2 separate regions of the Homo sapiens genome follow, and region 2 is linked to region 1. Evidence: read pairs that join two places in POLR2A ChIA-PET (ENCODE). Cell type or tissue: B cell. All regions are shown on one strand. Links, peaks and the distances in the headings refer to the core of each region. The heading gives the core; the rest is flanking DNA.

Region 1 (15,293 bases), core at 8,452-10,951:
AAAGCCACCTGCTGGTTTGCCACAGTTCTGGAGGTCTGCTGTGGTTTCTAAGGGCCCCAACCATGGAGACTGGCTCTTTGGGGAAGAAGAACTCATTCTTCATCAGGGACAAAATTGGGAGGTCTCCTGTTTGCATATTTTGTTCTACAAAATGTTTTTTTCTTCCTCAACTTTGCTTAGTGCAAAGTCATTGAGCTGCACACAGGAACGTAAATTAGGTAAGAGGCATATTAACCAAGGAGAAAAAAGACCATAGACATCTATTTTGCACATAATTATTTAACACCCACCATACGCCTACCAAAGCTTTGGACATTTATAGCAGGAACAAAAACAATATCTTGGACATCATAAAACTACATTTTACTGGGGAGAGAAAAAGTACATGAGCAATAAAAATATATAATATTGCAGGTTGTAATAAATACTCGGAAGAATTAAGAAGGGTGTGAGGCTACAGAGAGATGGAATGTTCTTTTATGTAGTTAGTTATTTCTATCTACAGCAGGTAGAACGAGTGTTCTTTTAGATGGTAGGTTGTGCAGTATGAGCCTTGGGTTGACCGAGTAACGTGCTCAGGCGATATATCAATAAGCTCTTGTCACAACACTGTTGTATCACAAACCACCTCAAAACATCAGTAAGCACTTATTTCCTACATACATGTCAGTGGGTCACCTGTGGTTCACTGGTCTAGAATGTGCTCAACAGGGCTTGACTCCAAGTGTGGATTGGATCTAAAGCTGCTCCACGTGTCCCTCATCTTCTACGGACAAGTGGGCTACCTGGGACATGTTCTTCTCATGACAATGGCAAAAGTGCAAGAGGGTAGAGTGCAAATGCAATGACTCTTAAGTCCGGGACTCAAAATTTGCACACTGTTACTTCTGCCTACATCTATTGGCCAGAAGAAGTCATGTGGCCTGACATCGGTGGGATGAAGAGGCATGCTCTACCTCTAAAAGGTGTGGACACAGGGGGAGGTGAAGCACTGGGAAGAGTAATGCAATCTGAAACAGGTGTTTCAAACCAAAACTATGTATCTCTAGCTGTGACATTTATATATACAAACACATATATCAAATGATAAAACGACCCTTGTTGAAACCTTCAGTTTTAGATTAAATTTAAATAAATCCATGCAATAATTACATTACCCTCCCCGAGATGGTTTATGATGTCACCAGAGGCTTCTGGGTCATTGCCGCCAATCTCAGGAAACCTGGGAAGATGGGCCACCGGCCATCCCAATGCTGAGAGACAAAAAGGCCATGAAGGGCCGGGCGCGGTGGCTCACACCTGTAATCCCAGTACTTTCGGAGGCCGAGGCAGGCAGATTACCTGAGGTCAGGAGTTCGAGACTGGCCTGGCCAACATGGTGAAACCCTGTCTCTACTAAAAATACAAAAGTTAGCCAGGTATGGTGGTACACGCCTGTAATCCCAGGTACTCGGGAGGCTGAGGTACGAGAATCACTTGAATCCGGGAGTGGAGGTTGCAGTGAGCCGAGTATTGTGTCACTACACTTCAGCCTGGGCGAAAGAATGAGACTCTTTTCTCAAAAAAAAAAAAAGAAAAGAAGGAAAAGAAAAAAGCCATGATGGAATGGAGACCTTTCTTCCTACAGGGGTTTCCCTTGCAGGAAAGGTACAGGTGGGAAAGCTCAGAGGAGACCCCAGACCGAGCAAGTTTCCTTGCTTACCTCTAAGCATGTCTTGGAGATGTGGCATAGGATCCAGGAGGTGTGACTAAAAGCTAGACTTTTAGCCAGTCTCGCAGGCTGTGCAGGACACACCTTCATCTGTTGTATGAAGGTATATGAGCTGGCCAAAGATTCGCGTTCTTCCTTGCAGCTCCTTTTCCCCCCAGTTCTGCCCACCTTTCTCTTGCTGTCCTTGAATAATGTGGGGGGGATTCCTAAGTGTCTCTGCAGAAAGTGATGATTTCTAATTTTGGGCCTCCTTTCAATGAATTCCTCCAGGGCTCTGCAGTCAGCCAAGTACTGGAACCTAGCCCTTCCCTTTAGGAAGGAAAGCTCTTGGTTCAATTGATTCCGATGGTTAATGGAATCTCATCACCGTTGCCCAGAGTGGTTCTAATCAAAGGAATCCACTGTCTAAAAATTCAAGGTAGCAGCATCAAGGTTTACATCTTGTAAGCAAAGAGACTGGGGCACTGGGGCAGATATGTTTTATGGTGGAGCCCCATGGGGATTCAGTCTCTTATTTGGGAGAATTCTGGCTCCTGGCTCCAAAGGTGTGTGAGTTGATCCATCTTCTGTAACTAATCCTAGCCTGGACTTGGAAGGGGGACTGCCTTTTTTATTTTTTGGTGTTTGGTTTTTGAGACAGGGTCTCATTCTGTCACCCAGGCTGGAATGCAGTGGTGTGATCATGGCTCACTGCAGCCTCAACCTCCTGGGCTCAAGTGATCCTCCCACCTCAGCCTCCCAAGAAGCTGGGACCACAGGTGTGCGCCACTACACCCAGCCAATTTTTTATTTTTAGTAGAGACAAGGTCTCATTATGTTGCTCAGGCTGGTCTTGAACTCCTGGGCTCAAGCCATCCTCCCGCCTCAGCCTCCCAAAGTACTGGGATTACAAGTGTGAGCCACCACGCCTGACCATGTCCTTGATCTGTAAATGACAGTAGCTTTTGGAAACTGAGAAAATAAAAATCTGGATCAGACTTCAAGTCCCCTGACCCCTCTCTGATCTGGTCCTCGTCTTCCCCTCTCCTCTGGTTCCACAGCTGCCACAGAGCACACCCCTGGGGCAGCCCAGTGAGTCCCTCTACCCATTCATGCCCTCCTGCTTGTTCTGCCCTGGGAGGGAGCCTCAGCCCCTGAGCCCCCTGCCTGGAGTGATCCCCCTGCTCACCCTGACTCCCAGCTCCAGGCCCCACCTCCTCTGCGGAGCCCCTCCCAAATTTCTAGGGGGTTACATTTCAGTCTAATTCTCCCAGATGCCTTTGTGCTTATTGTCACAGCCACAAAACTTATCATTTGGTTGCTCTGAAATGACTTTACGCCTTATCTCCTCGCTTCAGTTGTAAGTTCTTAGAGCACAGGGACCACAGAGCCTAGCAAGGTGTTAATACACATGAGTGTACTTACTGGTTGGATAGCCTCCCATCAATTTCTGTCTCTTAGTGGTGTGGGAGTAGAAAAGACTCCCCAGATGTTAGGGCCAAGAAGGTTGAAATTGAGGCCGGGCGCGGTGGCTCACGCCTGTAATCCCAGCACTTTGGGAGGCCGAGGCGGGCAGAGCACGAGGTCAGGAGATTGAGACCATCCTGGCTAGTACAGTGAAACCCCGTCTCTACTAAAAATACAAAAAAATTAGCCGGGCGTGGTGGCCGTCGCCTGTAGTCCCAGCTATGCGGCAGGCTGAGGCAAGAGAATGGCATGAACCCGGGAGGCGGAGCTTGCAGTGAGCCGAGGTAGCGCCACTGCACTCCAGCCTGGGCGACAGAGCGAGACTCCGTCTCCAAAAAGAAAAAAAAAAAAAAAAAGTTGAAATTGAAGTAGATGGCCGGGGGCGGTGGCTCACGCCTGTAATCCCAGCACTTCGGGAGGCCGAGGAGGGTGGATCACGAGGTCAGGAGTTCGAGACCAGCCTGACCAACATGGTGAAACCCTGTCTCTACTAAAAATACAAAAATGAGCCAGGTGTGGTGGCATGTGCCTGTAATCCCAGCCACTCAGGAGGCTGAGGCAGCAGAATCACTTGAACCCAGGTGGCGGAGGTTGCAGTGAGCTGAGATCATGCCACTGCACTCCAGTCTGGGCGACAGAGCGAGACTCCATCTCAAAAAAAAAAAAAAAAGAAAAAAAGAAAAAAAAGAAATTGAAGCAGATGAGCTCAGATCATGAGGGATTTTCTGAAACTGCTATATTTTGAAGAAAACCTTGCTGGTCCCCTCCAGTTTTCTGTAATAACCTGGCTGAGCAGTGGGTTTCACTGTCCGGTTCACGCACTAACTGCTTCAGGGTCACCTGGGGTGCCAGTTCAGAATTCAGAGTCCTGGCCCCACGCCTGAAAATACTGACTCACTAGGCCTGGGGTGGGGCCTGGAAATCTCTATCTTTAACACGCCACTGCTGACTCTGACGCACAGCCAGGTTTGGAAACTAGTCGAGTCTGAAAAGAATGTTCTCTTCTTGGAAGTGAGAAAATGTTAGGGGGGCACCGTGAGAAGGGGCTATGATTTGGATTCTGAGAGACCAGGTTTGAGTCTCAGTTCTGCCACTTACCAGGTGTGTGACCATGGGCAAGTTATTCAGCCCCTCTGCACCTCAGTTTCAAGTGGGAACACCACGGATCTGTTTTGTGACTAGTGCCATGCAACAAATTACCCCAGAACTTTGCCACTTAAAACAACTCTTTGGCCGGGTTTGGTGGCTCATGCCTGTAATCCCAGCACTTTGGGAGGCCGAAGCGGGTAGGTCAATTGAGCCTAGGAGTTGGAGACCAGCCTGGGCAACATGGGGAGACCCTGTCTCTACAAAAATACAAAAATTAGGGTGAGAGGATTCCTTGAGCTCTGGAGGTCGAGGCTGTGGTGAGCTGAGATCCCACCACTGCACTTCAGCCTGGGTGACAGAGTGATACTGTCTCAAAAACAAACAAAAAAAACCCCAACTCTTTGATTTTGTTCACAATTCTGTGGGTTAGGAATTCTGGAACGGACTCAGCTGGGTACTTCTCACTTGGGATATCTCATTCGGTTGCAGTCACACATCAACAGGGGCTGCAGCCATCGGAAGGATATCCGAGATGGCACACTCCTGTAGCAATCAGTTGATGCTGGCTATTGGCTGGGAGCTCTGCTGGGCTGTTGACTGTGGCACCTATGTTGTGAGTCTCTGCCATGGCAGTAGACTTCTTACTGACTTCTCTCAGAGCAAGTGCCCCAAAAAGAGCCAGGAGCAAGCTGCATGGCTTCTTCTGCCTTTGTCTTACAAGTCTCAGAGTGTCACTTCTGTTGTGTTGAAAGCAGTCACAAGCCCACCCAGACTTCTAGAAGTAGAGACAGAGACCACACCTCTTGGTGGGAAGAGTGTCGAATAACTAGCGGGCGTGTTTAAAACCACCACGGTATCTCATGGGGTTGTTATGAGGATTCAGTGAGATGATCTTGCTGAAGTGCTGGACAAGCATGAGTTCCCCTCCTCCTTCTAATTTGAGGCCTGGAGGCTAACAGGGTAAAGCCAGTGCCAGGTGCCAGGTCTCCAGTCGCTTGCAGTTGTTCATGTCTACTGGGCCATAGGGACCGTTTTTCTCAGTCTTGTCTCCTCTTCTCTTCTCTTCTCTTTTACTGACAGAGTTTCGCTCTTGTTGCCGAGGCTAGAGTGCAATGGCGCGATCTTGGCTCACTGCAACCTCTGCCTCCTGGGTTCAAGCGATTCTCCTGCCTCAGCCTCCTGAGTAGCTTCAATTACAGGCATGTGCCACCACGCCTGGCTAATTTTGTATTTTTAGTAGAGATGGGATTTCTCCATGCTGGTCTCGAACCCCCGACCTCAGGTGATCTGCCTGCCTCGGCCTTACAAAGTGCTGGGATTGCAGGCGTGAGCCACTGCGCCTGGCCTGTTTTTCTCAGTTTCTAGTCATTTCTAGTCCTTTTGGATAGTAAATGCAGGGTGCAGTGAGCACCTTCTCATTCTGACCAGCTCAGCTCTCTCAGGAGGTTGGGACTGCAAGATCTGTGGTTCACTGTCACCCCCATATCAGCCTTACCCATGTGCCTGATCTCAAGTGCAAGCTCACTGGGCTCCGAATGGGAACACCTGGCTGAGTACTGAGTGTTTTCAGGTCAGACAACCTGGTTTGGGGCCCAGGAGGGTCATCTGTTGCAATGGTGGCCTGAGGGGCAGCTGGAGAGAAAGAGAGCAGCTTTGGTTGGCGTGGGTCTTCTGTCTCACGGTCATGAGTGGGCCCCTTCTCTGACCTTGCTTTCTTCACCTCAGGTCTGGAGACAGTGGAGGAGCTGAGGAAAGGTCACATGGAGACCACTGGGGCCAGCAAGCCAGCTCCCCAGGGAAGGTGGGGGGTGGCTTGCATGACAGATGCCTCAGGATGAGGGGCATTAAGAGGGTGGCTGGGTTCCAGGGGCTGCCAGAGTGGGTAGGATTTGCCAAATAGGGTACCCTTGGAAGGCAGGACACAAGAGGGAGGAGCCATTATGTGCCTGCTGCAATTCACTGGCATTTGTGGAGGGGGTCGTTTGCCCCTCTGGCCCACACCCTTATTCCTGAAAAAGGCAGTTGGGCCTGTGTTTAGCACTCCGAGGAACCTGCTCTCTCTGGTCCTCTTCTTTTCCTTCTGGGGCTCCTGAACCTCCCCACCGACATGCTTCCCTCATTACCACCAAGCCTCACATGCAGCAGCTGCCTTGCTGAGAGCAGACAGGGGTAGGCTTGGAGCTGCACAGCGATGCGACACATGATGGGGCTCCTTCTATGTGCCCCACACCTAGCCAAGGGCTAAAAATGGTCACACGTCTCCATGATCTCATTGACGAACTCACACCATGGGCCTGAAGGAGTGATGTGTGAGTCAGCACCCCGGAATCCCTGGCAGAGCGGGTCTTGGAGGACCAGGAAGACCAGGGGAAACCTCCCAGATTGAGTCATTAGGATAGGTCATAGTGCAGGCTGCCCTCCCCTCAGTCTCCATGCCTCAGTTTCCTCACCTGTAAAAGGAGAGTAACTAAGTGCCCACCTCATAGTGTGACCACAAGGAGGGAATTGGGGTGCACCCTTAATCAGGCTGCTCTCCACCTGTTGAAGATTTAGATGAAGAGGGACAGGGAAGGAGGGCAGGTGCATAGGGAGTTGCTGGGGCAGGGGAGGCAGAGTCATGGAGGAGAAGGCCCGGAGGGTGGTAGAGGAGGTGCCTGCTGCACGGGTGAAGTCTGTTCTTCTTCTTTTTTTTCTTTTTGGATGGAGTCTCGCTCTGTTGCCCAGGCTGGAGTGCAGTGGCATGATCTTGGCTCACTGGTTCATACAATTCTCGTGCCTCAGCCTCCCAAGTAGCTAGGACTACAGGTGTGCGCCACCACGCCCAGCTAATTTTTGTATTTTTGGTAGAGACGGGGTTTCGTCATGTTGTCCAGGCTGGTCTCGAACTCCGGACCTCAAGCTATCCGCTTGCCTCAGCCTCCCACGCCTGCTGGGTTTACAGGCGTGAGCCACCGCACCCGGCAAGGAGTCTGTTCTTAGAGGCAGAGCCACCACTCCTGCTCCCAAGGAAAGGACAGTGAAACAGCTTTCGCCCATACCCCAACCCCCACCTCCCTAAGGCCCCGCAGCTCCTCCCTCCCTCCGTCTGGACTGTTTCCCCTTCTCCCTAAGACATTTCCTGGAAGCTCTGCCCACAGTTCTTCCTTCTACTTATATACCTGGCCTGGCCCCAGCCCTGCCACTGAGGCCTGGCCCCCCCATTATGTGACCAGCTTTTCCTCTTCTTCTTTTTTTTTTTTTGAGACGGAGTCTCACTGTCGCCAGGCTGGAGTGCAGTGACATGATCTTGGCTCACTGCAACCTCTGCCTCCTGAGTTCAAGTGATCCTCCTGCCTCAGCCTCCCGAGTAGCTGGGACTACAGGCACGTGCCAACATACCCAGCTAATTTTTGTATTTTTAGTAGAGACGGGGTTTCACCATTTTGGCCAGGATGGTCTCGATCTCTTGACCTCGTGATCTGCCCGCCTCAGCCTCCCAAAGTGCTAGGATTATAGGCGTGAGCCACCATGCCCGGCTAACTTTTCCTGTTTCTACTCACTTGGGCTGAGATCCCCGTTCTCCTATGTCACCTTCCTTAAACATCACACCTTGGCTAAGAGGAAAGACTGTCCATTTGGGAGTCTATGCCCACTAGCTCTGCGACCTCAGGAGAGCCGCTTAACCTCTCTGAGTCTCAGCTTCATCATGTGCAAAATAGGGTCATTTAGTTGTGACTAGTGCCTCATTTTGACCGTACTTCCATGAGGATTGAATAAGGGAATGCATTGAATATGCAACAAGTACATAGTAGGTACTTAATAAATGGCAGCTATTTCCATGGTGATTCTAGGCCTGTGTATCCAGAGAGTATTTGACTAATAGACATCTGCACGCCTGTAATCCCAGCTACTCCAGAGGCTGAGGCGGGAGGATTGCTTGAGGCTGGGAGTTTGACACCAGCCTGGGCAACATAGTTTTTTACAAAAAGCCATCTGAGGGTATGACTTGCATAGGGAGCCACTTATTATTGGAGGGCAGATAAAGAAAAGGAGGTATTCCTTTCTTTCCCCTGATGATTCAGGCAAGGTGGTCCCTGCTCCCTTTTATTTCCTGAGTTACATCTATGCTGTGCCCTAGAATTGGAATCAGTAAGCACAGATGCCATTGGAGTTTTTCCCCAATATTCTTTTTTTTGGAGACAGGGTCTCACTCTGTTGCCCAGGCTAGAGTGCGGTGGCGTGATCTGGGCTCACTGCAACCTCTGCTTTCCGGGTTCAAGCGATTCTCCAGCCTCAGCGTCCCAAGTCGCTGGGATCACAGGTGTGTGCCACCAAGCCGAGCTAATTTTTGTATTTTTTGTAGAGACGGGGTTTTGCCATGTTGGCCAGGCTGGTCTCAAACTCCTGAGCTCAAATGATCTGCCCGCCTCGGCCTCCCAAAGTGCTGGGATTACAGCTGTGAGCCGCTGCACCTGGCTTCTAACCCAATATACTTTTTTGTTTTTTTGTTTGTTTTTTAGAAGGAGTCTCACTCTGTTGCCCAGGCTGGAGTTCGGTGGTGTGATCTCAGCTCACTACAACTTCCTCCTTCCGGGTTCAAGAGATTCTCCTGCCTCAGGCACCCAAGTAGCTGGGACTACAGGTGCATGCCACCACTCCCGGCTAATATTTGTATTTTTAGTAGAGATGGGGTTTCACCATATTGGCCAGGCTGGTCTTGAACTCCTGATCTCGTGATCTGTCCGCCTCGGCCTCCCAAAGTGCTGGGATTACAGGCGTGAGCCACAGCGCTCGGCCTCTTCCCCAGTATTCTTGCTGCCTTTTTTTTTTAAATTTATTTATTTATTTATTTATTTATTTATTTATTTATTTATTTATTTTGAGACAAGGTTTTGCTCTGGAGCGCAGTGGCATGATCATAGCTCACTGCAGCATCAAATTCCTGGGCTTAAGTGATCCTCCCACCTCAGCCTCCTCAGTAGCTGGGACTGCAGGTGAGAGCCACCACTCCTGGCCAGATTTTAATTTTTTTTTTTTAAGACAGGGTCTCACTATGTTGCCCAGGCTGGTGTCGAACTCCTGGGCTCAAGTGATTATCCTGCCTCAGCCTCCCAAAGTTCTAGGATCACAGGTGTGAGCCACTGCCTAGTCAACAGACTTGCTTCTAAGACTTTTGGATGGAAACTCTTCTAGAGTATATTTCAATGAGATATATCAGTTTGCTATTGCTATGTAACAAAACACTCTAAACCATAGTAGCTTAAAGCAACAATTTCTTCTTCTATCACAATTGGGTAAGTTGGCTGGGCTGTTCCTCTGCTGGTTACATCTGGGTTTACTCATGCAGCTGCAGTCAGCTAGCCAACAGCTGTGGGGAGATCCAAGATGGCCTCATGAACAGTGTGGCAGTTGGTGCCAGCTGTCAGCTGCAGTGAACTGTCACTCTTCTCCCTGTGGCCTCACATCCTCAAGTATGTGAGACTGGCTTCCTTACGTGGCAGCCTCAGAACTGCCTGAGAGGGTGAAGCAGGAAGCTACAAAGTCTCTTAAGGCTTCTCCTCAGAAGTCACACAGTGTCACTTCTGGTGCATTCTATTGGTCAGAGCAAGTCATGATGCCAACTCAGATCCTCGAGGAAGAGATGGAGATTCCACCCTAGATTAGTCTGCTGGGGCTGCCATAACAAAGTAACATACACTGGGTGACTCAAACAACTGAAATATATTGTCTTACTGTTCTGGAGGCTGCAAGTCCAAGAACAAGTTGTCAGCAGGGTTGGTTCCTTCTGAGATCTCTCTCCTTGGCTTGAAGATGGCCACCTTCTTTGTTGTGTCTTCACATGTTCTTCCCAATGTGTGTGTGTGTGTGTGTCCTAACCTCCTCTTTTTTTTTTTTTTCTTTTTCTTTGAGACAGGCTGGAGTGCAGTGGTGCCATCTCAGCTCGCTGCAACCTCCACCTCTCAGGCTCAAGCAATCCTCCCATCTCAGCCTCCTGGGTAGCTGGGACCACAGGCGCACGCCACCATACCCGGCTAATTTTTGTATTTTCAGTAGAGACAGGGTTTCGCCATGTTGACCAGGCTGGTCTCAAACTCTTGGGCTCAAGCCATCTGCCCACCTTGGCCTCCCAAAGTGCGAGCCACTGTGCCCAGCCAGATGATTCTTTTTTGTTGTTGTTTTCGTGGTTTTTTTTCTTTTCTTTTCTTTTTTTTTTTTTTTGACGGAATTTTGCCTTGTTGCCCGAGCTGGAGTGCAATGGCACGATCTCGGCTCACTGCAACCTCTGCCTCCCAGGTTCAAACGATTCTCCTGCCTTAGGCACCCAAGTAGCTGGGATTACAGGCATGCACCACCATACCCAGCTAATTTTTTGTATTTTTAGTAGAAGTGGGGTTTCACTCTGTTAGCCAGGCTGGTCTCGATCTCCCGACCTCAGGTGATCCGCCCACCTTGGCCTCCCAAACTGCTGGGATTACAGGTGTGAGCCACCACCCAGCCCCAGATGATTCTTTTTTTTTTTTTTTTTTGAGACGGAGTCTCGCTCTGTCGCCAGGCTGGAGTGCAGTGGCACGATCTTGGCTCACTGCAACCTCCGCCTCCCAGGTTCAAGCGATTCTCCTGCCTCAGCCTCCCGAGTAGCTGGGACTACAGGCACGCACCACCACGCCCAGCTAATTTTTGTATTTTTTTTTTTAGTAGAGACGGGGTTTCACCATGTTGGCCAGGATGGTCTCAATCTCTCGACCTCGTGATCCGCCCGCCTCGGCCTCCCAAAGTGCTGGGATTACAGGCGTGAGCCACCGCGCCTGGCCGACTCCCAGATGATTCTTTAGTGACTTCTTCTGTCTGCCTGGAGGCTGTGAGACATGTGCCCTCTAGGCTTGCCATTAACTTCTGTGAACACACTCAGCTGTGACAGCTCTGAGGGAACTCACCCACCCCCATATTAGTTATCTAATGCTGCATAACAAGTTGCCCAAAAATGTAGTGGCATAAACCAACAATAACAATGTATTCTATCTCTTGATTTCTGTGGGTCAGGAATTCAGATAAAGTACAGCAGGGATGGATTGTCTCTGCTCACAATGTTTGGGGCTTCAGGTGGAGGAGTTGAAGCTGGGATGCTGGATGATACATTTCCATGGTGGCTCACTCACTTGGTTGGGCGTGAGGGAGGAAAAATGTAGTGATTAGAAGAGACTGAAGAGGTCCAGATGTGGTGGCTCATGCCTGTAATCACAGCACTTTGGGAGGTCGAGGCAGATGGATCACTTGAGGTCAAGAGTTCAAGACCAGCCTGGCCAACATGGTGAAACCCCGTCTCTAGTAAAAATACAAAAATTAGCCAGGCGTGGTGGTGTGCACCTGTAGTCCCAGCTACTAGGGAGGCTGAGGCGGGAGAATCACTTGAATCCAGGAGACAAAGGTTGACTTGAGCTGAGATCTCGCCACTGCACTCCAGCCTGGGTGACAGAGTGAGACTCCACAGTCAATTTCTCCCATAATCAACCACCTTCTCCAGGCAGCTGCTGGAGCTGCTGCCCCAATGCATCACTTCCTGGCACATAGCAGGCTGCAGGGACCACCTCATCTGCCTTTGCCACCTCTCTTCCCACTTGTTCAGCTGCCCTTGAGCAGACTGGATGGCCTTCCAGAACAGGACAAAGCAGGCTGGCCACGTGTGCTTTTATGCCCTCCTCCCCAACCCGCCCCCCCGACGCCACACACACCCCTCCATCCTCTGTCTGACCCAACACTCCCCACAAGATGCCTAGAATGTCTTTCCCAGGGCGGCCTCCCTTAAGGGTATGTCTTACTTATTTTCATAGCTCTGTACATATATGTAAGGGGTGTTTCAGAAGGGTTTGTGGGCCAGTCACAGTGGCCCTGTAATCCTAGCACTTTGGGAGGCTGAAGCAGGTGGATCACTTGAACCCAGGAATTTGAGAAAATACAAAAAATACCAAAAAATTAGCCAGGTGGTGGTGGTGTGTGCCTGTAGTCCCAGCGACTCGGGAGACTGAGGTGGGAGGATTGGTTGAGCCCGGGAGGTCAAGTCTGCAGTGGGCCATGATCTCGCCACTGAATTCCAGCCTGGGTGACAGAGTGAGACCCCCCTCTCAAAAAGAAGTGTTTGTGGAATAGAATTGATTTTAAAACCTTTTTAAAAAATTGTAAGGGCTAGGTGCCGTGGCTCACGTGTGTAATCCCAGCACTTTGGGAAGCCGATGTGGGCGGATCACTCGAGCCCAGGAGTTTCAGACAACATGACAAAATCCCGTCTCTACAAAAAATAAGAAAATTAGCCAGGCATGGTGATGCATGCCTGTAGTCTCAGCTACTTGGGAGGCTGAGGCGGGAGGATTGCTTGAGCCCAGGAGGTGAAGGTTGTAGTGAGCCAAGATCGTGCCACTGCACTCCAGCCTGGGTGACAGAGTGAGATGCTGTCTCAAAGAAAAAAAAAAATGTATATAGAGATGGGGTCTTGCTATGTTTCCCAGGCTGGTTGTGAACTCTTGACCTCAAGCGATCCTCCTGCTTCAGCCTCCCAAAGCACTGGGATTATAGGCATGAGCCACCCTGCCTGACCAATAGTTCAAAATCTTTATGGTCCGCTTAAGTCCGTAGTTCACCATATTCCCCTGAGTTCTCTCAATTCCCAAAGTTGCAAAGAGGCCAGTGGGGATTCTGAAGGTTTCTCCTATCAGCTTCTCTGGTGCTCATTCTCCCGCTCCCAAGGGCCCTGGCCTTTTCCCAGGATTCATTACATGGTGGCCCTTTCTCACCATGTGGCATCCTTAAAAGCATGGGGTTTGAACATTCAGCCTGAGTTTTGCTTGCTATGGATTGGTGGAATGGTAGTGCTGGGAGAGAGGAAACATTTCTGCTTCCTCTGAACCCTCTTATGCGTGCGCGCGTGCACACACACACACACACACACACACAACCAGGAAACCTTCTCTTCCCCTAGCCCACGTCTCCTCCCAGTCTGTGCTCTTGCACTTCCAGAGCCAGATAAATGGAGGAAAAACACAGCTGCAGATGTAGCCACCCCAAGAGAAATCAGAAAGTGTGGAAGAAAAAAAGAAGGCCGGGCGCGGTGGCTCACACCTGTAATCCCAGCACTTTGGGAGGCCGAGGCGGGCGGATCACAAGGTCAGGAGTTCCATATCAGCCTGGACAATATGGTGAAACCCCGTCTCTACTAAAAATACAAAAAACTTAGCCGGGCATGGTGATGCATGCCTGTAATCCCAGCTACTCGGGAGGCTGAGGCAGGAGAATCGCTTGAACCCGGGAGGCGGAGGTTGCAGTGAGCCGAGGCCGCACCATTGCACTCCAGTCTGGGTGACAAGAGTGAAACTGTCTCAAAAAAAAAAAGTGTGCTTAAGTGACTGCTGTACCCCTACTGACTATACACCACCCTCCCCTCCATATTGCTCTGTTGGAGGGTCCCTAAGACCCCTTCTCAATCCTTGTTCTCACTCCCTGCCACTGCACACAGAGCTTGATGGCAAGCCGAATATGGTATCTCCTTGAAAGTGAGAGAAACAGTTGCATTTAGAAGGGGAATTCACCTAGCAGGTTAAGGAAATGGCCCAAATGGAGATCTCTAATCCCCATGCCTGTTTTTAAGTTGCCATTTGACCCACAGTGGACATCTCTACAGGAAGGCCAGTAAGTGCCCGAGACTCCCAGGCCTCCGAGCTGCCCCAGGGCCCAGGAACGAGGTCAGATGTGATAACGGCTCTGATGTGGCCAAAAGCTTCCATCATGCTAAGCAGTTCCAAACAGTCCCGCTCGTCAGGCAGGCCCGGGGCAGTGGTGGGTAGCGACAGTGTGATGCTCGGCCTTGCCCCCAAAGCTTAAGCCTTTGATGGCAAAAGCACACTCGGCTCTGTACTGAGCTGACTGCCTGAAAATATTATAGAAAACATCTCTCCCTTGGCGGGGAGAGATCTAAGCCCCAGTGACCGGGGAGTTTAAATTTTCGGGATGGGTGACCGAAGGCTGCTAAGAATATCCAGTCACAGGCCTGACCACAAGCCAGTTAACGCCCCGAGTGGCGGCTTCCATGGTCCTTGGGGCATGGGAAGAAGGAGCCGACTGGGCAGCCAGTACTTGTGGAGTCCCTCAGCAGGAATTGTGCAGACACAAAGTAAGGAGTAAAATAACATTAAAGAAAACCAACCACCTGATCGTGCCCTCAAGGAATAATCTGAGAAGGGAAGACATTGACCTACCATGGGGTACTTACTGTGCGTTAACAGATCAAAACAAGGACAACCATGCAGAAGGGAACAGTCTCCGAGACACCAAGTGCCAACAAGGGACCCCAGGCTGGCTTCCCACAGCCAGATGGGGTAGTTCTTGTGGCCTGGCAGCTGGCAGCCTGACAGAAAGTCAGGTAGGCCCAGGGTACACATTCTACCCTCTAGCCCTCAGTTTCCTCATCTGCAGAGTGAGGGGTTTGGGAGTCCTGTTTCGTCAACATTTTGGGTGTCTGAGGCCCTCTGGGACTCTGATGCATGTACCCCTGGCAAAGTGGACATGTGCACGAGGGCCACCATTTTCACAGCATTTCCAGGGGTGTCCGGCCCCAAGTAGACCAGCCCCAGATCTCAAGTGAGGGCTCTGAGGTTTTTGTATAGAGGAGAGACTGTTCTTGGAGGGCTGGAAGTGGCTGGGAAGAGTTCATGGAGAAAGCAGGATCGAAGTTTGGGCAGAAATGAGATGGCTACACCTTCATTCAATGAATGCCATGAGCTTCAACGGTCAGCAAGCCCAAGGGATGGATGCGATGACAAAGAGACCAGAGAGGATCTGGAATCGTGTGCAGCACCGTTTCCAGCTGGAGAGAGAGAGCCCATTCTGCTCCAGCCATGTGGGCTGTCCTTCTCTTCCTCAGGTGGTCCAAGGTTGGTCCTCCTTCAGGGCCTGTGCACTTGTTGCTCGGCTACCTGAAACTCTCTTTCCCCCATACTCATGCAGCTGGTTCCTTCTCAGCTCAATTTTTCAAAGAGGCCTCCCAAGCCATCCTGGCTAACACTGCCTTCCCTCCCACTAC
Region 2 (15,293 bases), core at 4,411-6,910, 350 kb after region 1:
AGAAAATTGTAGAGACAAGGTCTCACTCTATTGCCCAGATTGGTCTTAAACTCCCGGGCTCCCAAAGTGCTGGGATTACAGGTGTGAGCCACTGCACCCAGCTTAATTTTTAAATCAAAGCAAAATATACATACATAAATGCATACATATAAGCAGACAGTGAGTATATTTTTACACATTGGGCACACCTGTGTAACCAGCACTCAGGACAAGGAATTGAATATAATCAAGTCCCCAGAACCCCACCTCATGCCCCTTCCCAGTTACTATTCTCCCCCTCCCCCAAGGGTGACCACTACACAGACTTCTAACATCACAGATGAATTTTGCCTGTTTTTGACCTTTCTCTAAATGGAATCATACAGTACGGACTCTCAAATCTGGCTTCTCGTGTGCAACACTGCATTGGTGAGATTCATTTAGGTTGTGTGTGCAGCCAGTAGTTCATTTAGTTTATTTGCTAAGTAGTATTCTGTTGTGTGAATGTACCACAGTTTATCCACTTTCTTTTCTTTTCTTTTTAGAGACAGGGTCTCGCTCTTTTGCCCAGGCTGGAGTACAATGGCATAGTCACAGCTCACTACAGCCTCGACCTCCTGGGCTCAGGTGATCCTCCCACCTCAGCCTCCTGAGTAGCTGAGACCATAGGTGTCTACCCCCACACCCAGCTAATTTTTAAATTTTTTGTAGAGACAGGGTCTCGCTGTGTTGTCCAGGCTGGTCTGGAACTCTTAATCTTAAGTGATCCTCTCCTCTTAGCTTCCTAAAGCACTGGGATTACAGGCATGAGCCACCGTGCCTGGCCTTATTTTTTATTTATAATTTATTTTTTATTATTTAATCAATTATTTAAGAAAGTTGCTATTATTTAATAAGCCACCTAGTCTATAGTATTTTGTCATAGCAGCTCAAAATAAGATAGTACCTAAACATTTTAAAAGGAAAAGTGGCTTGATCCAAGCCCTTCTTCACCAAAACAGCAATGAGTTTGGGCTTTCATAACCATCGCTTGCTTTTGCTGTCATGAGAACAGGCATTTTTCACTGGAGTGTAGAAAATACACAGCAGCCTCCACTATAGATAAGCCTGGACCTTCATCTATAACAGGAACAGAGAGTAAAGAGTTATCAAACATATTTGAGGAAAACCAACATCGTGAAAGAGAGGCACCAAACTAAACAAACAAAAGAACTAATCCCTACAGAATTCTCCCAGGATCTAGAGAGATATTTAAATGAAATAGAAGTACTATCCATAAATAGAGAGCTGACTGCTGTCAAAAGAATATGTCAGAGTTCTTGAAATTACAAAAAGTGCAATTGCTAACATAATAAGCTCATTGGAAAGACTGAGTAGCCAAGTGACCATGGCTGAAGACTGAACAGATGACAGGGTTGAGAGATTCTCTCAAAGAATGCAAAACAGATAAAAAGATTTTTTTTTAAGTGTAAGAGAAAAATTAAGAGACATGGGGCAGGACCTGAAATTTAACTCTCTATCTAATAGGAATTCTCAGAAGCCAAGAACAGAGAGTCTGTAAGAGAGGAGATAATCTAAGTAGTGACAGAACAAACAATTTCCCTGAGCTGGGGAAAAACTTCCATCTTGAGATTTAAAGAACAGACCAAATGCCAAACAAGAAGAATTATAAAAGGCCCATCCCTAAAGGCATCAAGATTTCTGAACTCCAAGGGTAATGAAAAAAAAAAAAGTCTAAATCCTCCAGAAAGATGAAATGTAGTAACTGGGTGGAAATGTAGTAACTGGGTGTTAAAGACCTCAGTGGGAATGCTAGAAGACAATGGCGTGAGGTCTTCAAACTTCTGAGGACAATCGTCTTGAGATTTGAGCAACGACACCCTGTTGGAACCAGAAGCTGGAAGCTTTTCCATTCCTCCTGCTTTTCCATCTCCTCCCAGTGCCCCCTCTTGGCTGACTCTAACAGGAAGGCAGCTGGGAAATGTAGTTTGCAGGCTCCTAGCCCCAGCGCTATGGAGCTGAGTTTAAAAGGGCAGGTATAGTGTGGAGTGATAACAAGTAAATGCCAGCACACTGGCCAATTAATATTCAAGTGGGAGGGCAAATTAAATATATTTTTGGACATGAAAAGACTTGGGGCCAGGCATGGTGGCACATGCCTGTAATCTCAGCACTTTGGGAGGCCAAGAAGGTCGGGAGTATGAGACCAGCCTGGACAACATGGCAAAACCCTGTCTCTACTAAAAATACAAAAAAAAAAAACAAAAAAACAAAAAAACCCCAAAAAACATTAGCTGGGCTTGGTGGTGCACACCTGTAATCCCAGCTACATGGGAGGCTGAGGCAGGAGAATCGCTTGCACCCGGGAGGCAGGGGTTGTGGTGAGCCGAGATCATGCCATTGCACTCCAGCCTGGGCGACAGAGCAAGACTCCATCTAAAAAAAAAAAAAAAAAAAAGAAAAGACAAGACTTGGAGCCAGGCACAGTGGCTCACACCTATAATCCCAGCACTTTGGGAGGCTGAGGCAGATGGATCCCTTGAGGCCAGGAGTTCAAGAGCAGCCTGGGCAACATAGAGAGACCCTGTCTCTACAAAAAAATACAAAAATTAGCCGGGCGTGGTTGTGTGTGTTTGTAGTCCCAGCTACTCATGTGGGAGGTAGAAAGTGAGGTGGGAGCTGAGGTGGGAGGTGAGGTGGGAGCTGAGGTGGAAGGATCACCTGAGCATGGGAGGTTGATGTTGCAAGTGAGAAGTGATAGTGCCACTGCACTTCAGCCTGGGTGATAGAGCCTGTTTCAAAAGAGAAAATAAATAAATGAGTAAATAAAAGACTTGGGGCCGGGTGTGGTGGCTCATGCCTGCAATCCCAGAGGATCGCTTGAGCCCAGGAGTTAGAGACCAAACTGGGCAACATAGTGAGACCCCATCTCTATATTAAAAAAAAAAAGACTTGGGAAATTTAACATTTTCTGAAAGAATTCTTCAAGATATTCTGTCATACTCAGCAAAGGCAGAGGCTCATGTCTGTGACATCCCACATGAGGGAACCAGTGTCATGGGCACCTAAGGGGAGGCAGGACATCCCAATCCAACTCTCTAGGGCTTTCCCATAGAGAAGCTTGGAGGGCAAGTGAGGGAACGCAGGGGAGTGAAGGTATAGAAAGGTGGTGTCTAAATGTAGTTTCATTAGGATGGGGCAGAGGTACAGGGTCTTCCCTGGGAAAATTTGGATCCTGACCCCAGCACCTTCCTATGTTCCCTTTTAGCAAAGTAGGACAGGCCCAGAGTGTTTGAGAGACTCCTCTGCTGGTAGCAGCCCCACCTGGGACTTCTGTGCCCTCCTGGCCTCTGGCTTTTTGGTTCTCCCTTCCCACCCCTGACCCTGTCCTGTGCTCTCTCCCTCCATCCAAACCTGCTCTGGGCTCATGAGACCTGGATCATTTGCCAGTTAATTTGCACTTTCATACGGATAATGGATTAACCAAAGGAATGAAGCACTAACTTTAGACTTTCAGGCTATTTATGGCCAATGGAAGGGAGGGATGGCTATTTCAGTACTTCTCAAATCATTCCAGAGAGGCCGCAGTTTTTACACAAGCATTTCTAGGGAAGAGAAATGCTGGGGAGAGCCGGGAAGGGTGGGGATGGTGCAGGCCCTCAGGACACCACCTGATAAACAATATCTTAAAAGAGATCTTTGAAAAAGTATGCCGAGGTTCTTTAAAGATATCTTTAAAAGGCCAGGTAATAAAGACCTGGCCTCCCCAAATGCACCAGGTCTTGCTAATTGCCCACCCACAGCCGGTCTTCTCTCCTTCCTTACTATCTGGATTAGTCTGCTCTGGCTGCCATAACAAAGGACCACACACCGGGGGGCTTAAACAACAGAGATGGATTTTCGCACAGTCTGGAGGCTGGAAATCTGAGATCAAGGTCTCGGCAGGGTTGATTCCTTCTGAGGCCTCTCTCCTTGGCTTGCACATGGCCGTCTTCTCGCTGTGTCTTCACATGGTATTTCCTGTATGCACATGTCTGTGTCCTAATTTCCTCTTTTCATAACGACACCACTCATAGTGAATTCGAGCCCAACCTAATGACCTCATTTTACCTTAATCACCTCTGTAAAGGCCCTATCTCCAAATACAGTCACATTTTGAGGTGTGGGTGGTTAAGAGTTTAGCGTATGAATTTGGAGGGAAAGCAACTTAGCCCATAACACTAACAGAACTGAAATTGCATGCATGATGGCAGCGTGCTCAGCTAAAAGCTTAGATTTCCCAGCCTCCCTTGCAGCTAGGGATGGTCATGTGACACAGACCTGCCAACAAGGTATGGCTGGAGTTCTTGGGTGGGATTTCTGGGAAAGCTCTTTATAAGAGAGGCTCATTCAGCTTGGGACTTCCATTCTGCCCTTCTTTTTTTATCCTGTGAGGAATTTGGATGTGATGGCTGGAGTTTCAGTGGCCGTCTTATTAATAAGAGCATGGGGTGATGGTCATATCCTAAGAATGAAGGAGAAAAAGGCTGGGTCTTTGGTGGCCTCGTAGATTGGCCATATCAGCCCTTGCTGGCCCACTTCTGGAATGATATTACTGGAGAAAAAGAAGAAAAAAAAACCCTCCCTTGTTTAAGCCATTGGTTTTCAGGTTTGTGTTACTGCAGTTGAACATAATATCTAATTGTCAGGGCAATAAGTACTTTGATTTTCCAGTCCTAGAAACGTGTTCCCTGCAGCCTGACATGGCAATCTGCAGGATGGGGCCTGGCTGGAGGAGGAGCGGGCTGGGGGAGTCTCTGGCACTGATGGAAAGGAGGCAGAGAGAGACGCTGCACGCTGATGACTCTAGCTGAGAAATTGGCAGGCGGCGTTAGCCCCTCTGAGGATCTTGAAACAGACGGTGTTTGAAGTGGGGTGGGGATGCCATCCTGCGTCTTCTAAGAAGCACCTGAGGATAAAAGCTCTGGAAGCTGAGGTGTCTGTAAAAGTGACATGCCGAGAATCACTAAATGGCTGTGAAGGCTCCTCAGGTCCTTTATGTTCCCTCTGCATGGAGCAGAAGGCCCCTCCACTTAGGCAGACGGTGTCCTACCCTTGAGGGTCACTGTGAGTGGCGTTTGTCTGGTGGGGTGTCACCAGTGGGGAGGGAGGGCTGTCGCGCGGCACGGAGCATGTGCGCAAGCCTTTCAGCGCATCCTCTCCCCGGGCATGCACTCAACATACCAAATGAACCTGAAGCCGGGATTCATACATGACAGCAGGGAGATAAGCCGGGAAGAAAAGGCGCGCGAGGGGGATGATGAATATTCTATTTGTGACATTTTTCCTGTATTCAGTCAAATAGAAGAAAGTGTTCAAATAACGAGCAGTCACTTTGGTGGCTACTGTGGCAGTTCCTTGGTAATGCGACACTTAACTCACTCCCCTCTGAGGAGGAGCGGCCTCTCGTGGGGTGCTGGGGGCAGATCATGGGGCGTGGCAGTGGGAATGGGATAGAGATTGTGGGAGAATGTTCCACGCCCAAGTCTGCCCTTGACTTCTACTGTTGGGGGTCCCTGAGCCTCTCTCATCCTGCTCTTCCTGTCTTGGAAGGAAAGAAAGGGAAGATGTTCTGTCGTGGGTGGGAGGAGCCAAATAGGGCTGGAGGGTTGTAAATCCCAGGGAGGGATACAGGGAGGCCCAGCCCTGGCCTGCCTTCTCTGGCCTTGGGGGCTGGTTTACTGCCACCACTCTGGTTCTGGGCTGCTGCGGGGCATGCTGGCAACAAGGCACGAATGCTGGCTGTGAGTTGAGTTGGGGTGTTTGTCTTAGACTGGCTTCTCCTAGGGTTAGGTCCTGGACAAACCCATGCAAGGAGTTCGTTTGGAATGGGAGTGGGTATGAAAAGGAAGGAGAGGAAGTCAACGCAGAATGTTGACTAATGAGCAGATAGAACTGTGAGCAGCTGGGACCCAGTCCCACTGAGGACCTGGAGGGGTGAGAAAGCTGCAGTAAGTAGCCACCAACTCCTGTACACTGTTGATGAAGGGTTACTCCCAGAACGCCAACTCCCCAAGCCTTCAGCCTGCCCAGTGGGCAGCCCGAGCAGGCTCCTGTGGCCAGGAAACGACCTCAGGCAGAGCTGCAAGCGTCTCCAGTAAGATGCTTCTTCCTGGGCTCAGTCAGTGCCAAGGGGATAGGGGTGGGGCAATGACAGTGACCGCTAAAGTGCTTGGGCAGTGCCTTGCCTGGATGTGCAGACAGATGTGGGCCAAGTGAATGCTGTTGCAGTCACCTGTTTGCTCCCAGATCCATGCCTGCCCTTTCGCACCCTGCTTTGTCTCAACAGAGAACTCCATTTCCCCAGCACCCATGTCCTCTGCTTTCCTGGTATGCCTGGCCAATGGGAGACACTGATGGAAGTCAGTGGGGCCAGATGCAGGAGGACGCCAGGGTAACTCTTCCCCATTCTCTGCACTGAGTGGCATCCGTGCAGCAGCTGGGGCTCCTCTGTGGTGCCAGCTTTTGCCAGGTGGCCTCAGCTTCTGGGTTGTATTTCTACCATCTCCTCCTTTTGTCCTTCTAGCTTGAAATGTGGTTGCGTGGTTGGGCTTGCCCTTTTGCACTTCTGTCATTGCCAGGAGAAGCATTTCCCTCTGAAGAACTGAAACCCAGTGACATTTTGGGGCCACCCATGTCTCTTTTGGCAATGATGACAGAAAGGAAGAGACTGGTGCAGGCGGAAAACTGGTAGTCTCTCTCTCAACTCCCATGTATGCTTCTATGAGTAGTACACTTACTCTGACCGAATAAGTTTCTGTTCAACATGTAAGAACAGTAGTCTGTCTTTTGCTTTCTCTGTTGTTTTTCAAATGTCTGATGAGGAAAGTTCTGTGATGGGCAGGCCATCTTTATTTCAGTTAACCCACCCAGGCCATCATCAAATACTAAAATTCGATGTGGGGCAGCTATAGGAATCTTCTGACACTGAAAACAATATCCCATTGCCACCATGGACTGGTACTCCCTGAAACAGTGTTCTGAAAACTATGGTTCACCAAAGGCCTGCCTTAGGATCATGTGGGGGCTTGTAAACATACAGATTCCTTGGCCATAACCCCAGATTTACTGACTCTGAATCTGGGGGTCTGAAGTCAGAGGAGGTGCACTTTTTTTTTTTTTTGAGACGGGGTCTCTCTCTGTCATCCAGGCTGGAGTGCTGTGGTGTGATCTCGGCTCACTGCAACCTCCGCCTCCTGGGTTCAAGCAATTCTCTTGCCTCAGCCTCCTGAGTAGCTGGGACTACAGGTGCCCACCACCAAGCCCGGCTAATTTTTGTATTATGAGTAGAGATGGGGTTTCACCATGTTGGCCAGGCTGGTCTTGAACTCCTAACCTCAAATGATCTGCCCGCCTAGGCCTCCCAAAATGCTGGGATTATAGGCATGAACCACTTAGCCCGGCTGGAGCTGCACTTTTAATGCATCCCCCCATCCCCCCGCCCCAGCCCAATAAATCTCAGGCACACAACACTTTGAGATCTACTCTTACTACGTCATAGTATTTGCTACTTAGCATTATGATTTCCTGGAAGAAATAAATCTAGAATTTTCTTTTTGAAATCTAAAAACACAGGTTATAAAAGGGGAGGGACACTGTTCTACTTATCTCTTACTACGTCATAGTATTTGCTACTTAGCATTATGATTTCCTGGAAGAAATAAATCTAGAATTTTCTTTTTGAAATCTAAAAACACAGGTTATAAAAGGGGAGGGACACTGTTCTAGTTATCTCTTACTACGTCATAGTATTTGCTACTTAGCATTATGATTTCCTGGAAGAAATAAATCTAGAATTTTCTTTTTGAAATCTAAAAACACAGGTTATAAAAGGGGAGGGACACTGTTCTAGTTATCTCTTACTGCTGAACAAGTCATCTTGAAGCTTAGTGGCATTACATAATTGTTATTTCTTATTATCTCTCATGATTCTGTTGGTCAACAGAGCTTGGCTGGGTGGTTTTTGCCTGGGGTCTCTCAGGTGGTTGCAGTTAGAAGGCAGCTAGGGCTGAGGTGTGTGAGGTGGCTTCTTCCCTTACACGTCTGACACCCTTATGTCCCTCTCTCCAGCAGAGTAGCCTAGACTTTATTCATGCTGGCTCAGGGCTCCAAGAGGCAGGAAGTGAAAACCTCCAGTCCTCTTCAAGGTGAAGTGTGCAACTGACATAGTCCTTTTCTATGGAATTCTACTGGTTAAAGTAGTCATAGGCCAGACTAGATTCAAGAGGCAGAGGAATAGACTCCATCCCTCAGTGGGGGAAGTGGCATGGTCACAGCTGGCTTCACAACTTGAGAGGCCCACTGCAAAATAAAAATGAAGGGTCCCATGATAAAAACAAAACCAAAACTAAACAAGAATAAATGCCATTCAAGTTTCCATCTTTGTTTTTGCTGCTGTAACAAAATATCTGAGATTGGGTCATTTTTAAAGAACAGAAATTTGGCCAGGCGCGGTGGCTTATGCCTGTAATCCCAGCACTTTGGGAGGCTGAGGTTGGTGGATCACCTTAAGTCTGGAGTTCGAGACCGGCCTGGCCAACAACTCTATTAAAAATACAAAAATTAGCCAGATGTGGTGGTGTACGCCTGTAGTCCCAGCTACTAGGGAGGCTGAGGCATGAGGGTCACTTGAACCCGGGAGACGGAGGTTGCAGTGAGCTGAGATCCGAGATCATGCCACTGCACTCCAGCCTGGGTGACAGAGCAAGACTCCGCCTCAGAAAAAAAAAAAAAAAAAAAAAAAGAACAGAAATTTATTTCTCACAATTCTGGAGGCTGAGAAGTTAAAGATCAAGGTGCTGGCAAGTTTGATGTTTGGTGACAGCCCTGTCTCTTCTTCCAAAATGATGCCTTATTGCTGCATCCTCACGCTGTGTCCTCACATGGTAGAAGGGACAGAAGGGGTGAAAAGGGACAAACTCCCTCCATCAAGGCCCACCCCCAACCCCCCTGGCTTTTTTTTGAGATGGAGTCTTGCTCTGTCACCCAGGCTGGAGTGCAATGGCGGGATCTCCGCTCACTGCAACCCCCGCCTCCTGGGTACAGGGGATTCTCATGCCTCAGCCTCCCGAGTAGCTGGGATTACAGGCACACACCCGGCTATTTTTTGTATTTTTAGTAGAAACAGGATTTCACCAGGTTGGCCAGGCTGGTCTCAAACTCCTGGCCTCATGTGATCCGCAAGCCCTTTTATAAGGGCACTTGATCCCATTCATGAGGGCAGAGCCCTCATGACTCAATCACCTCCCAAAGGCCCCACCCCCCAATACTGTTGCATTGGGGGTTAAGTTTCAACATGAATTTTGGAGGAGACAAAAACATTTGAACCACAGCAGGCACTGGAATATAAAGCTTTTTTCTTTCTCCCATGTGCTCTCTCTTGACTTATGGTGTTTATTTACTATTTAATGTGCTTCTAAGTAAAGAAAAATTAAAATTGTAAATTATTAACATGAATGTACCATTTATCTATATATTGTGCAATGTCAGTTTTAAATGCAAATATAAGAGCATTTAACTAGTATGCAGAATCACTGAAATTACACAATTTGTGTTTCGGAGCTCATACATGCATATGTATTTTGTTCTTACCCGAACAGTGGAAACTGTTTTATTTGACTTCTTGCTATGCTTGCATTCTACCAAGACTGTGCCTTCAGCTTACCGATGAGTCAGAAAGGACTGGAAGGAAAAGAGATTATGGGCTGCTTTATCTTTCCCTTTCCTTCCATGTCACTCTTTTTAGTGTAAGTGGTTGGCTAAGACATGGAAGTAACACAAGAAAAAATATGAGAGGGTGCCTTGGTCATTTGTGTTTTTTTCAAATGCCATCATCGCCTTCTGTTTTTTTTGCGTCTCAATCAAGTACTGTTTCAAATGGAAAGTGTGGCCTCTCAGGGCTGTCAGCTCCCCACTTCCTCCATAGATATAAAATGCTTACCTTGTACTGGCATTGAATCTCGCTGAACTCCCATGCATTGTGGGCTCACCAGAATTCTGTGCTCAGGGGGCATCATCAACACCATATGCTAATGGAGCCACAAAAAACTCAGACACACGTATCGTCTGTATCTCCTCTACTCACGCGCATGCTCCGTTGTTCCATCAGACTTCACTTACAAAGCACGGGCTCAAACATTAAATTATTAAGAATTTTAAGATGAAGACAGCAGAGTATTAAACCCAAGTGAGGCCATTCTGATCACAGGGTCCTGTGTGACTGCTCGGGTCGTGTGCCCACGAAGGTGGCCTTGGGCATCTAACGACAAAGCAGTATGCTGGTAAATGTTTAACAACCGCATGACTTGGAAAAAAAACGAAGCAAAAACAAAACCCTGATTGGTAGCATTTTCTAGCATGGCTGATCTCAAGCTATCAACAGGATGTCACCAAATGCAGAGTCGGAAAGAATGCATACAGTTGGCTCTGGAGGGCAGACCTGATGCTGCTCCAGAACGCGGTGGGTGGGAAGGCCTCCAGTACAAGGGGGGAAGGAATTGATGGCGGCCACTTTGGGTGACAACCTGGCACATACAACGACACTAAAAAAGAGAGAGAGCTGTCCATGTAAGTGTGTATATGTATAGAATGAAAAAAGACTGAAATGATATATACTAAAATGTTAACAGTGATTTTCTTGGTCATAGGATTAAAGGTGACAATAATAAAATAATTATTTTTGCTCATCTGTAGTATCCACATTTTCTAAAATAGATACGCATTACTTCCATAATAAAAAATAATAAAAAGCATTTACAGAATGCCTTGAAAAAGTTAGTACAATCTTTAAAGCATAGGTTTTGGTAGTGCAAGTCTGTAATAGTTGCTACATGCCATGAATAATTTACAAATTAAATTGATTTTAAAGCACAGCTAAAATAAATTTGATAAGATGGGGCACAGTTATGTTCTTTCTTATCATTCACATTTGTACATTTTATAGTCAATGATGAGTGACAGCCACTATTTAGAATTACAACAAAGAGCAACCATAACTATTTGTCACCTGCTCCACATCTAAACAATGGCCTGATTGTTCACCTGCCTGGCCTCGGCAGGAGCGAGGGGAACCAGAATCCACACTAAATAACCGAGTTTATGACCACCAAGGCAGAGAGGAGGAAAAGATGGTCTCTTCAGAGAACTGATGAGAACAGTAGGAGGGAGTTGAAATATGTCAGTGAGACATAAGGGGAGGGGAGAATGAAGAGGGAGGGGGTGTCAGCATGTATCAAAATCTCAGCATCAGGGCCATGAAATGGAGTTTCAAAAAGATGAGGAGATGGGAAACATTTCAGACAGAAAAGGAGAAACAAAGCAATGAGGGTGGGAGGGAAGAACCCAAAGGACAATTCCAAGAGAGACCCCTTGGAGTAACGAGTCCTTTAATGAGTTTGCACCCTGCATCCGTGTGAATGTTGGATGATCATAAAATGGGTCAGAAATTCCTAATGATCCTGGGGGTGGGTGGGGAATGCAATATTCTCACAAAATGAACTGCGCTCCACAAGAGACCTAACTGATGCCTCTATCTTCCTCTATCCAAAGTTCTCGAAGTAAGGCCCTCAGTGGGGGAGGAGCTCACCTCTTGTTTGCAGAGAGAAGTATTAAGAGGCTGTTTGACTCATCTATGCTGCATTCGGTGAAACACCAGGGACCCGGCCCCGGCTTCTCGAACTAATGCGCATATGAATCACCCAGGGATTTTGTTAAGATGCAGATTCGGGTTCCGCAGGTCGAGGGTGGGGCTGGAGAATTTGCATTTCTAACAAGCCCCCAGGTGACACTGAGGCAGCTGATCAGCCCAGTCTGTAGACCACAGTTAGTAGCAGGGTCACAGAGGGCAAAATGGCTAGATAGGCCTGCAGTCCTCCTGCAGGGTTGGGTTCTAATAAACCCCAGGCCCTGGTGGCTGCATCCTCCCGGTGCTGCTGGCTTTTGCAACGGGGCCGGCTGTTGGTTGGGAGGAAGCAGCCAGGGCCATTTCCCTATGTCCCTTCTTCCTGTTTGGGTATTCGGTTTCTCTCCCGCCTGCTCTCAGCTTTGCCTCCCTCCGTCTTCCCTTCTCTGCATGCCTTCCTCTTTGCAACAGCCTCGTCATTATAGCAGGAGATTTATTTTTAGAGTCAAGGCCACAGAGTTGCAGATTCTGCAAGGCCTAAAACAAATCGACAAACGGAAAGTGTTTGTCTTTGAAGCGGTGTGAATGAAGGGCCTGCTAGCCCAGCCTGTCAATAAGCTCTTATCTCGGCTTGTTTTCTGAGTCGCCCACGTGGGCTGGTTTTTTCTCCCCCTCCCAGATCAGAAAGGAGGTTGAAACACAAGAAGCAACTGAAATCTCATAATCTTTCCCCTGTGAGATCTTGCCAAATCCCACTTTTAGCTGACCACCACGACAAAGTGGCAGGTCCCAGAAAAGGGGCAAATAAAAGACAAAGTTGGGCCATGTCTTGGCCCCAAATTTCCTGTTGAGGGGTCTGGATCAAAGAGCAATGTTCATAAAAATGAGTGAGTATGAAGTTCTAAGGTTGCAGATGGAAATGATGGAGGTTGTGAGAATTGTCTTCCTTTTCCATAGAGTTTCTAAGTGGGGACTTGGTGAAGTACATATAAGAAATCGCCCTGCTGGGTGATGGCAATTGTGTAAGAGCCTTTCCAAGCCTTCTCCTTGGGAACTGCAGTGCGAGCATACCAGAATAGTGGCTCGGCCAACTTGCATTCATCCTCCCAAAGGCCCGAGCAGTAAAGTTAGCACCGATTCTTTCCTTGGGGTTCTGGGGCAGGGTCTCCCCACCCCTCTCGCTGTGCTCATCTTAGGTGGTAACTACCACTTCACTGTTGGGTTCTTCCAAACCTGAGAGACCCCAGGGACCAGGTCAAAACCACCTTTCCTTTTCCGGGGCTTCCTCTGTGCCAGGCCCTGTGCCATGTGCACTATAGTAAGAGGAAAAAGAATCCTAAGATATCCTAAGATAGCATTTATTGAGCACTTACCATGCACCAAGTACTATGCTAAGTATTTCCATGTGAATTTAATGAACTCCCTTACTTCTTGCAACAATGTTCACAGGTAAGTACTGTACCCATTTTACAGATGAGGAAACAGAGGCTGAGCTGGGCTTAGAATGGGTTCATTCTAATTTATGGACTCCTGATTGCGGGTGCTTTGGACTGGGGATACAGAGTTAAATCAGTGTGCTTCTTCCACCCCTTCTCCCCCGCCACGCCCAATTTCCCAGCTCAAGATCCTAGGTTCCTGGTTTTCACGTTGTCTCTCTTCGTAGGCCTGACCTGAGAGTCCCAGAGGTCAGTGGATAGTTAGGTGTGGGTTCTTGGGGGGCTGATGGGGTGTGTGAGGTGAGGTTGGAAGTAGTTTTAAAGGCTTTCTTTTTTAGAGTCTGAGGCTGCTGCCTTGGAAAAACCACCCTTGCCCCTTGTGTCCAATTTCCTCCTCATGTATGAGGAGGTGACTACTCCTAAAGTTAAATCGTGAAGCTGGTGGAGGTACTCAGATATTCCACCCACATAGAATTAATAGAAATCTGTTTGTTCCCCCGATATTTCCTGGGCATCTTACAATGTACCAAGCTCAGTTCTGGGCAAGATGATTGAGTGGTGAGCAAAGCAGCAAAGGTCCCTGTCCTCAGGATGCTTCCACTCTAGTGGGGAAGCCAGGCAACAAACAAATAAGTGAATGAATGTCTCCTATAGCTTGCATAGAGAGATGTCAAATTGAACAAGGAGAGTGTGTGGGAGGCCATTTAAGACAAGGTAGTCAGGGAAGGGCTTTTGAGTAGAGAACCAGACAAGGTGAGGCAGATGGGGAAGAGAGAGGCGCATAGGATGGTGGGAAAAGCCAATGCCAGGGCCTTGAGGCTGGACCATGCTTGGAGGGCTCAGCAAAAAGGCCAATGTGGCTGGATCAGAGGGTGCCAAATATGGAGAGAGGAAGAGGTGGATACAGGGTCTAATTGATAGGCAGGGCCAGGTCAGGAAGGTCTTGTGGGCCATGGTGGGGAATTTGGATGTTTTTGTTTTTGTTTTTGTTTGAAACAGGGTTTCACTCCTGTCCCCCTGACTGGAGCTCAATGGCGTGATCTCGGCTCACTGCAACCTCCGCTTCCCGGGCTCACGTGATTCTCTTGCCTCTGACTCCCAAGTAGCTGGGACTACAGGCACACACCACCATGCCCAGAGAATTTTTGTATTTTTTGTAGAGGTCGGGTTTCACCATGTTGCCCAGGTTGGTCTCGAACTCCTAGGCTCAAGCAATCCACTTGCTTCGGCTTCCTAAAGTGCTGTGATTACAGGCATGAGACACCGCGCCCAGCCTGGATGTTTTTCTTGAGTCACAATCTTTGATGGGCATCACTCACGTAGAGAGTGTGTAATAAGTGTCTGCTACAGTCCCTCCTCAGATACTCTGAACCCGAAGGTCTGTGGAGCTGGGGAAGTACATAATGAGTTGCATTATGCACTTTATGCATGCATTATGCACTAGTGATTTCTGAGTGGAGGGTCCTGGACCACACTTGGAGGAACTGAGCTTTGGTCTCTGGGTATCGGTAACTGTTAGTTGCCCCACTCTTAGCTTCCTAAGTCTTTCTGCTTGAGGGCATTCTGTGATTGGCTGCCTGTGGGGCAGGCCTGGAGCTGTAGGGGAGTTAACCTCCCTCAAGCAATGACCATCAAAGAGTTGATGGAGAAATAGTGAGCTTCTTTGCCCTTGGTGGGTCAATTCAGAAATATGTTCCATGCTGTCTCTCAGAAGTGTGCGGTAGCATTGTGCTCCAGTTGCCCACAGTAGTAACCAGCTCAAACACTCACCCTTTATTGGCCTTTCTCCTCTCCCCATCTCACTTTCTCATTTCCTTACTGGTGCTTCCTGGGCTCACTTCCAAATAAACCACTGACACCCAAATCCTGTCTCTGGGTCTGCTTTTAGGGGAACCCAAAGTAAGGCACTTGGTCTGAATGATGGACAGGAATCCCCTCTCTCACAAGTGACTGCATAAACCAGTTGTCCAGGCATCCTGTAGGTAGAAGATGGGGTCACCAGCTGGGGAGAGGGGCAGAAATAGCAATTGGAGAAGCCACAGGACAACATGGCCCCTCCACAGCCCTGCAAGAGGAGGACTGGAAGTGCCAGCACCATTATATCCAGCACAATGACAAAGCGATCCTCAGGACCATGGGCACAAAGAAGAAATAAAACAGTTTGCAGGGAGAGAATTGAGCGTAATGTCAGCTCCAGGAGCACTGGGAGTTGGTCTGTT

What was found. Peaks named below come from ENCODE experiments on the same cell type or tissue, not always from the same donor. Only the 100,000 strongest peaks of a DNase experiment are listed, where the experiment ranks them.
Region 2: POLR2A ChIA-PET joins it to region 1 with 5 read pairs; 2 of 35 experiments call an interaction of 5 or more read pairs at or near these places.

The regions. Positions count from the first base shown.
Region 1 is chrX:40,121,674-40,136,966 of GRCh38, reverse strand. It overlaps a transcript of BCOR not described here. Among named protein-coding and RNA genes, the nearest start is that of BCOR, 31 kb to the right of the region's middle. In B cell, for the core only: no CTCF peak of the experiment used is centred there; a DNase peak (open chromatin) is centred at 9,676.
Region 2 is chrX:39,769,119-39,784,411 of GRCh38, reverse strand. LOC105373177 (a long non-coding RNA gene) reads right to left here and starts at 10,281. Exons shown (of 2, transcript XR_949024.3): 1 at 9,959-10,281. RefSeq lists enhancers at 5,964-6,465, 11,413-12,045. In B cell, for the core only: no CTCF peak of the experiment used is centred there; no DNase peak of the experiment used is centred there.